Regions from separate parts of the Homo sapiens genome. Here region 1 is linked to region 2. The links are chromatin loops, found by intact Hi-C in ENCODE. Cell type or tissue: psoas muscle. All regions are shown on one strand. Region 1 overlaps PATL1 (PAT1 homolog 1, processing body mRNA decay factor). Region 2 overlaps OSBP (oxysterol binding protein).

Region 1 (4,000 bases), 55 kb after region 2:
CAGTGTTCTTTCCATGATGCCAATAGGTGAAACATACCATAATCCTTTCCAAAGTTATGTGGTACACAATAGTCACTTACCAGCAATATATTCATGAATTAAAACCAAAGAACATTGACTGATTGCTCACTGTTTCAGTTCTAGTATATACATACATTTGACAGTTCCGTATTTGAAACTAACTACAGCAACAAATTCTAAACTTACTTTCTCAATTATAACAAGGGTTTTTCTCCTCTTGTCTCGAACTTGTTTTTCTTTTGTCTCCTAAAAAAGAGAAGACTATTCAATGCAAATTCTTTATCTCTGTTAAAATAATTTACCAAGTGCGCATTTGTAGGTTCATTTGTGACAATACTTTGAGAAGATAATTGATTCTCTGAAAGTTAATAATCTAAAACAACCCTAGTATGAACAAAGGTCAAAGTTGACTGAATCAATCCACAAACTATTAAATTCCATTCACAGATAGGCAAAGGGCAACCTTAGTAGAGGATAAGGAAATCATATGAAATATGAAAATCTTTTTTTTTTCTTAAACGTTAATTTTAGGTTCAATGGTACACGTGCAGGTTATAGGGTACATGTGTTTGTTACATAGGTAAACTTATGTCATGGGGGTTGTACAAATTCTTTCATCACCCAGGTACTAAGCCTAGTGCCCCATAATTATTCTTTCTGATCCTCTTCCTGAAAATCTTAAAACACATAGAAAATGATAATTTTTTTAACATCAAACTGGAGTAAATACATGCTGTTTGCAGCCAGAGCTACCCAATCCAAAGACTCCTGCCACCCTAGTCCCTGCCTGGCTGCCTTAGAAATGAAGGTGTTAATACTGCAGCACATCTGTGGAAAACTAGAATGCATGACGAGGTGGGAGGCCCCGGGTTAGACTACAAACAACTCTACCATGCCTGATCTCATTCCATGGTGACCCCAAAAGAAGTGGTCACAAATCAGACGTTCTTAAACAGACAATTGTGTTGACACTTACATCATCCTCACTCCGAGATGTCACAACAGCATCAATCATTTTTCGGGGATTATTCACACTAGAAACGGTAAGCTTTCCCAAAGAGCCCTCAAATTGCACTGCAAAGACAAAAAAAAAAAAAATTCCAACAAAATAAAAAGTCAGCAATGCAGGCAGGCAGTGTTCAAAGAAGATTTTTACTTTCCTCTGTCCCTTACTCATAGTCTAATAACTTACTGCAAAACTCAATGTATCATTTAGGCCGGGTGTGGTAACTCACACCTGTTATCTCAGCACTTTGGGAGGCCGAGGGGGGTAGATCACTTGAGGCCAGGAGTCCGAGACCAGCCTGGCCAACATAGCGAAACCCCGTCTCTACTAAAAATACAAAAATTAGCTGGATGTGGTGGCACACGCCTGTAATCCCAGCTACTCAGGAGGGTGAGACATGAGAATCGCTTGAGCCCAGGAGGTGGAGGTTGCAGCGAGCTGAGATGGCACCAATGCACTCCAGCCTGGACAACAGAGTAAGGCTCTTTCTCAAAAAAAAAAAAAAAAAAAAAAAAAAAAGACAAAAAATCAATGTATTATTTAAAGCAACCCCTTATCAAAATCTATCCTTTCTCTCTGTTACAATAATTATCACAATAAAAATCTGAAGTATTTCCCCCTTATTTATTTTAGGGGTACTGAAAATTATAACACATTTAAAAAATCATGAAATCTCAAGTAGAAAAGGACCTAAAAAGGCACATGTCAAAGCGTTCAGTCCAGACGTGAATAAAGGCTGATTTTTGCATTTATTAAGAACAATGGTACTTTTAAAATCACTTTGAAACATCTTTGCATATCCTTCCACATATACACTTGTCTATATTTAATCACATCAGCAGCTTCTCAAATTTCTTTTATTATGGGCATTTTTCTTATGAGGACCTTACCTGGCTTATAGGCGTGCTCCAGTTTGGCCACCTGAGGGGTGATAAGCTTGGTGCGCTCCTTCTTAGGGCCATCACCTTGTATTTCTTCAGCAGCTGACAGTTTCTCCAGTTTTTCAAAGTAATTCTACCACGAGAAGATGATTTCAGTTGTAACACAAGCACAGAACACGACTGTTGTTTACCATCAAATAATTTATGCCAGTGACAGTAACACAAGTTCAGCTCTAGAAATATACTGATAGTGAATAGTGCAAGATGCTAAGTACCTCAAAAGAAAATTTTACAAATATTTAATTGTACCAATATTTAAATGAATACCCTCACCAGTGTAGGGGACCAAACTATTATCCTCAAAACTAGCACAGAGTATTTACCTGGTAATAAAAATCATCCAGGTAGGGATCAGTGCTTTGCAGTTGCATCATCTGGATTTTAGAGACCCAATCCTTTTCCCGCTGCAACATGAGATTGGCATATGGATCCTTTCGGAGATGATCTTGATGACTGCTCCGGTGACTTCCTCTATCTCCCGCACCATTGAGATTCCGATGCTGACTGAAAAACATACACCACATTCATTCCATGTGGGCAAATTAATTACGCTTTTTAACAACAGAGGAATAAACCAGGCCAGTTTTTTTTTTTTTTTTTAAAGATTCCCGTTTGCTTTTCTTAAAAGGGGAGTGAAAAAGAACTAAGTCTTAATAGAATTTAAGAGGAAAGAGCTATGTAATAAATAATGAAGAAATAAAACTAAGACCTGAGTACCTTACCATATGCTAAGCATATTCACCTATGGACTTTTGTATAAGCTCTAGAATAACTCTGTGAGGTAGGTAGTTTTCTCTTCCCCACTTAAGACAACAAATCGATGCCAAGAGAGATCAAGTAATTTGTCCAAAGCCATACATCTAGTGGTGGACTAAGGGATTTTAACACAGGCGATTTAGCTCTGAAGTCTACATAAATTGTTTTAACTCATTAAAAATCACGAAATATTTCAAATGCAGAGAAAAAGCCCAGCAAATACTATCATAAATATCCATTTACCCATCACCAAGACCCAATAGAAAAAAATGTATTTGGTTGAATTTGCTTCAAATATTTTAAAGTAATATTAAAATAACACAGTGCTACACTGACAGAGGCCCTGTTGTACCCCTCTAGACCCAGTTTCCAGCTTCTCTTCCTTCATAGAGGAACCACTATTATGCCCTTGGTATGGATGTATCCTCCCTGAAATGTTTTTCTACGTTTATTACTTGTGTGTCTGTCTTTAAATATTACACAGTATTATTCCGTGTGCCTTTTAGTTTTACATAAATGGTACATATAATTCTGTTCCTTGCTTCTTTACTCAATATTATGCTTTTCATATTTACATGTTGATAATACATCCAGGTTTATGGATATGAAGTAAACTTACTAAAAAAAACAAAACAACTAAATAGCATGTTGTTACACTGTTAAAATTAAAAGCTGAATTAAGAAGCCATAAAGGAATCGGATGAGTACTTACCTTCTATTCTGTTGCTGTCTCTGATGCAAGAGTCGACGGTGCTGTGGATGGAGGTGAGTTGTGTCCGGTCTAAACATTGGGGCCTGAGATCTAAGAAAAACGGAAAAGAGGTTCTCAGTTTGGTCATCCTGATGACTTGAAATTTTAAAGAATGTTGTCAGTAGAGGATAACTTCATACAGGTTAACTTAAGGGACTACAAAAGTCTATTCGGGATGGGTGCGGTGACTCACGCCTGTAATCCTAGCACTTTGGGAGGCCAAGGCAGGTGGAACACTTGAGGTCAGGAGTTCGAGACCAGCCTGGCCAACATGGTGAAACCCTGTCTCTCCTAAAAATACAAAAATTAGCTGGGCATGGTAGCAGGCGCCTGTAGTCCCAGCTACTTGGGAGGCTGAGGCAGTGGAATCGCTTGAGCCTGGGAGGCAGAGGTTGCAGTGAGCCGAGATCGTGTGGGTCACTGCACTCCAGCCTGCGAGACAGAGTGAGACTCTGTCTCAAAAACATTAAAAAAAAAAAAAAAAAAAGAGTCTATTCTAAGGAGACCTTTTAGAAGCAAAAGATA
Region 2 (4,000 bases):
GAGAACAAAAGAAGAAAGAAAAAATTCCCTTTTAGTGAATGGTTCTGGCCTTAAGCAACGCTTTACTTAAACAAACAAAAAAAACACAACACTTTTCTTTCTGATGTTCCATCTCTTTTGGCATTTTTGTTCACCCTTCTACCCACCAATCTCTGAGCTACATATTACCCTAATATTTGCTATCCCCCCACCGCCCGCTCAATCATGAAATTAATATCGTATAATTTTTAACTGTAAAAAACTTTGAAAACAAAGTATCAAGGAAAAAATTTTCTTGAAATGAGATCACCACTATTAACATTTTCAGTTTGTTTCTATACATTCATACATTTTTAAAAGTAATAAACTTGGCCACGTGTGGTGGCTCATGCTTACAATCCTAGCACTTTGAGAGGCTGAGGCAAGCGGATTGCTTGTGCTCAGCAGTTTGAGACCAGCCTGGGAAACATGGCAAAACACCATCTCTATAAAAAAAAAACACAAAAATTAGCACGGTGTGGTGGCGTGCACCTGTAGTCTCAGTTACTTGGGAGGCTGAGGTGGGATGATGGCTTGAGCCCAGGAAGCAGAAGTTGCAGTGAGCCAAGATCATGCCACTGCACTCCAGCCTGGGCAACAGAGCGAGACTCTGTCTAAAAATAAATAAATAAATAAATAAATAAATAAATAAATAAATAAATAAATAAATAAAATTCATAAACTAGAGCCTGCTTTTTCTCTGAGAAATATCCCAAATGTTTCTCTGTGAACATTTTCCAGTGAACACAGAGCCACAGAGCCAACAACACTCATCCTTTGAGAAATAGGACCCACCAAAACAGTGTGCCATACCCCAGAGCCCTCTTCCCTACACTGAAAGACAAGCAGTATGATGACACAAATGCACACTGAGGGGTGGCGCGCTGCAAAAGCCATAATCCTCGATTCTTTTTAAAGAGGGCACTTATTAACTACACCCAATAAAATCTGTCCGTGGCAGAATTTAGACAATACGAAGTAACATTTCCATACATTTTGAGGAAAACTGGGGACAGGCAGTGTACTCCACTGGTGGTACTAGACATACCAGCAGTGCATGGGACTAGAATCAGCACATTGCTATCACTGCTTTTCACACACACACAGCCTTGCCCATCAACAACCAGTTTCTCCAAAAGTGCCAAGCTTCTTATAATGGTCATTTTATTACTCAAAAGCCAAACAGGGAAAGAAATGAGTCTGAGTATTTAAAGTAGAAGGAAGCAGGGAGCTATACAGCTGATGAAAAATTAGGCACCCAAAAAAAAAAAAGACAACCCAGAGATTAGCAGCAACAGGAAGCCATAACCATTGGTAGGGTGGAGAGATGGGGAGAAGCAGCAGTATTACTACAGCCTAGAGGTGGGGGTCCAAGAGAGGAGGATCAGGAGAATGTAAAACATCAAGGCAGGGGAGGCCTCTCCAGTGAAAACTAGAGCCACGTAGGTGCGCCAGAGCACCACTCAAGAGGGCATAGAGGGAGAGACTTCCCACGGCTATAACCTCCTACTGGTATCTTGCATTAGTGAAGCCCAGCCAGACTCCAGTAGCCACGGAAGCCTGAAAAAACACTTCCTAGAGGGATTAGTTTTCCTGTGTTACAGCCTAGAGTAGGGGAAGGGTGAGGACTTGATCTGCGGGCAAACAGGTACAGGACTGTACATTCTTAAAGGCAAGATCAATAAGGAACTAATGGTAAAGGAGGACAGAGAAGTCACCTAGACCCAGAAGCTATTTCTTTCTTTTTTTTGAGATGGAGTCTCACTCTGTTGCCCAGGCTGGAGTGCAGTGGCACAATCTTGGCTCACTGCAATCTCCGCCTCCCAGATTCAAGCAATTCTCCTGCCTCAGCCTCCCAAGCAGCTAGGATTACAGACGCGCGCCAACATGCCCGGCTAATTTTTATATTTTTAGAGAGATGTTGGCCAGGCTGGTCTCGAACTCCTGACCTCAAGTGATCCGCCTGCCTCAGCCTCCCAAAGTGCTGGGATTTTTTTACAGGTGTGGGCCACCGCGCATGGCACCAGAAGCTGTTTCTAAGCAGGAACTACATTCCTGAGACTGCAATGACATGCCTTTCCAGTCCACTTTCCCACTACTCCCTTCAAGGCACCTAATACTCCAGACAAGTGGGGTTTCTTTTCAAGCCCCCAATAAACTAATTATTATTTTAGGTTTATCCTAAGGCTACTCATGGCCTTTTCTTATCTGAAGGTCAACCTTTTTTTCTTTTGAGACAGGGTCTTGCTCTCACCCAGGCTGGAGTGCAGTGGTGAGATCATGGCTCACTGCAGCCTCAACCTCCCGGTCTCAAGTGATCCTCCCACCTTAGCCTCCCAAGTAGTTGGGACTACAGGCACACATAACCATGCTGGCTAACTTATTACTATTTTGTTTTGAGAGACAGTCTCGCTTGTTGTCAAGGCTGGAATGTAGTGGCACCATCTCGACTCACTACAACCTCTGCCTCCAGGGTTCAAGCCATTCTCATGCCTCAGCATCCTGAGTAGCTGGGGCTACAGGCTCGTGCCACCATGCCCCACTAATTTTTTCTATTTTAGTAGAGACAGGGTTTCACCATGTTGCCTAGGCTGGTCTCGAACTCCTGAGCTCAGACAATCCACCCATCTTGGTCTCCCAAAGCGCTAGGATTACAGGCATGAGCCACTGTGCCCAGCCGAATTTTTTATTATTTTAGAGACAGGGTCTCCCCACGTTGCCCAGACTGGTCTTGAAGTCTTGGACTCAAGCAGTCCTCCTGCCTCAGTCTCCCAAGTGTTGCGTTGCACCCAGCCCAACACTTCTCTAACAAAAATTCTACATATTTGTACATAAACCTATTTGTTTTCCAAGACCCAGTTAATTACTTCGACATTTGCTAAATGATTTATACATGCCAGGCACAGGGCTAAGCATCAAGGTTATAAACACCATCAAGACGTAGCCCCTGATCACAAGGAACGCAGTCTATGAAGAGGCAGAAACCACACATTGGTCCATAGCTTCAAGAGGGTAGGGAGAATGCCTTCTGTATTTTTGTAGGCTTAGTAGCTGGCTGTGGACAAAACCTGTAGCCACTCGCCCATCCCCACCATCCATTCTTCCATTCTTCTACAACTGGTAGAACCCTTAATTTTTCACAAGGCCATGCCATCCAGAACAGAAGTCTTCATTTCTAGCCTTCTCTCCAGCTAACTGTGGCCATATAGCTAAGTTTTAGCCACACAGATTTAAGTGATAGTGATTTATGCAACTTCCAGGAAGTATCTTCTTGGTTTTTTGAGACAGAGTCTAGCTCTGTCACCCAGGCTGGAGTATAGTGGTGCGATCTCAGCTCACTGCAACCTCTGCCTCCTGGGTTCAAGCAATTCTCCTGCATCACCCTCCCGAGTATCTGGGACTAGAGGTGTGCACCACCACACCCGTTTAACTTTTGTATTTTTAGTAGAGACAGGGTTTCACCATTTTGCCCAGGCTGGTCTTGAACTCCTGACCTCAAGTGATGCACGTGCCTTGGCCTCCCAAAGTGCTGGGATTACACGCATGAGCCACCGCACCCAGCCAGGATGCACCCTTAAATGGTACAGCCTTTCCTCTTTTTCCATTTTCCGGCTAGCTGGAATAAGGCTCTGATGACTCAAGCTGGAGCAGCCACTTTGGGCCTGAGGACTGAGGCCAAAGGCAGCAGAGCCCCAGGACAGAAAGAAGCCTGGCTCTGACACCATAGAGTATGGCACTAGCCCTGGACCACCTACTTCTGGGCTTGAACATAATGAGTTAAGCCAACATTTGTTTAAGGCAGAGGTTGACAACTTTTTCTGCAAAGGGCTGGATAGCAAATATTTAGGCTTTGAGGGCCATATGGTCTTTGTCACAACCACTTAACACTGCTGTTATAGGATGAAAGCAGCTGCAGATGATACGTAAATGAAAGAGTATCATTGTGCTCCTATAAAATGTCATGGATGTTAACAACTGAATT

Evidence for each region. Hi-C counts contacts between places; a loop is a spot of excess contacts. Peaks named below come from ENCODE experiments on the same cell type or tissue, not always from the same donor. Only the 100,000 strongest peaks of a DNase experiment are listed, where the experiment ranks them.
Region 1: it touches region 2 in a loop (3-fold over the local background); 28 of 110 quality-filtered maps call a loop at or near these places.

Annotation. Positions count from the first base shown.
Region 1 is chr11:59,650,547-59,654,546 of GRCh38, forward strand. PATL1 (PAT1 homolog 1, processing body mRNA decay factor) reads right to left here. Exons shown (of 19, transcript NM_152716.3): 9 at 3,437-3,526; 10 at 2,292-2,472; 11 at 1,918-2,041; 12 at 998-1,095; 13 at 208-267. Among named protein-coding and RNA genes, the nearest start is that of PATL1, 16 kb to the right of the region's middle. In psoas muscle, no CTCF peak of the experiment used is centred here; no DNase peak of the experiment used is centred here; H3K27ac peaks cover 418 bases.
Region 2 is chr11:59,595,309-59,599,308 of GRCh38, forward strand. The region is part of intron 7 of OSBP (oxysterol binding protein); the gene reads right to left. Among named protein-coding and RNA genes, the nearest start is that of MIR3162, 2.2 kb to the left of the region's middle. In psoas muscle, no CTCF peak of the experiment used is centred here; no DNase peak of the experiment used is centred here; H3K27ac peaks cover 562 bases.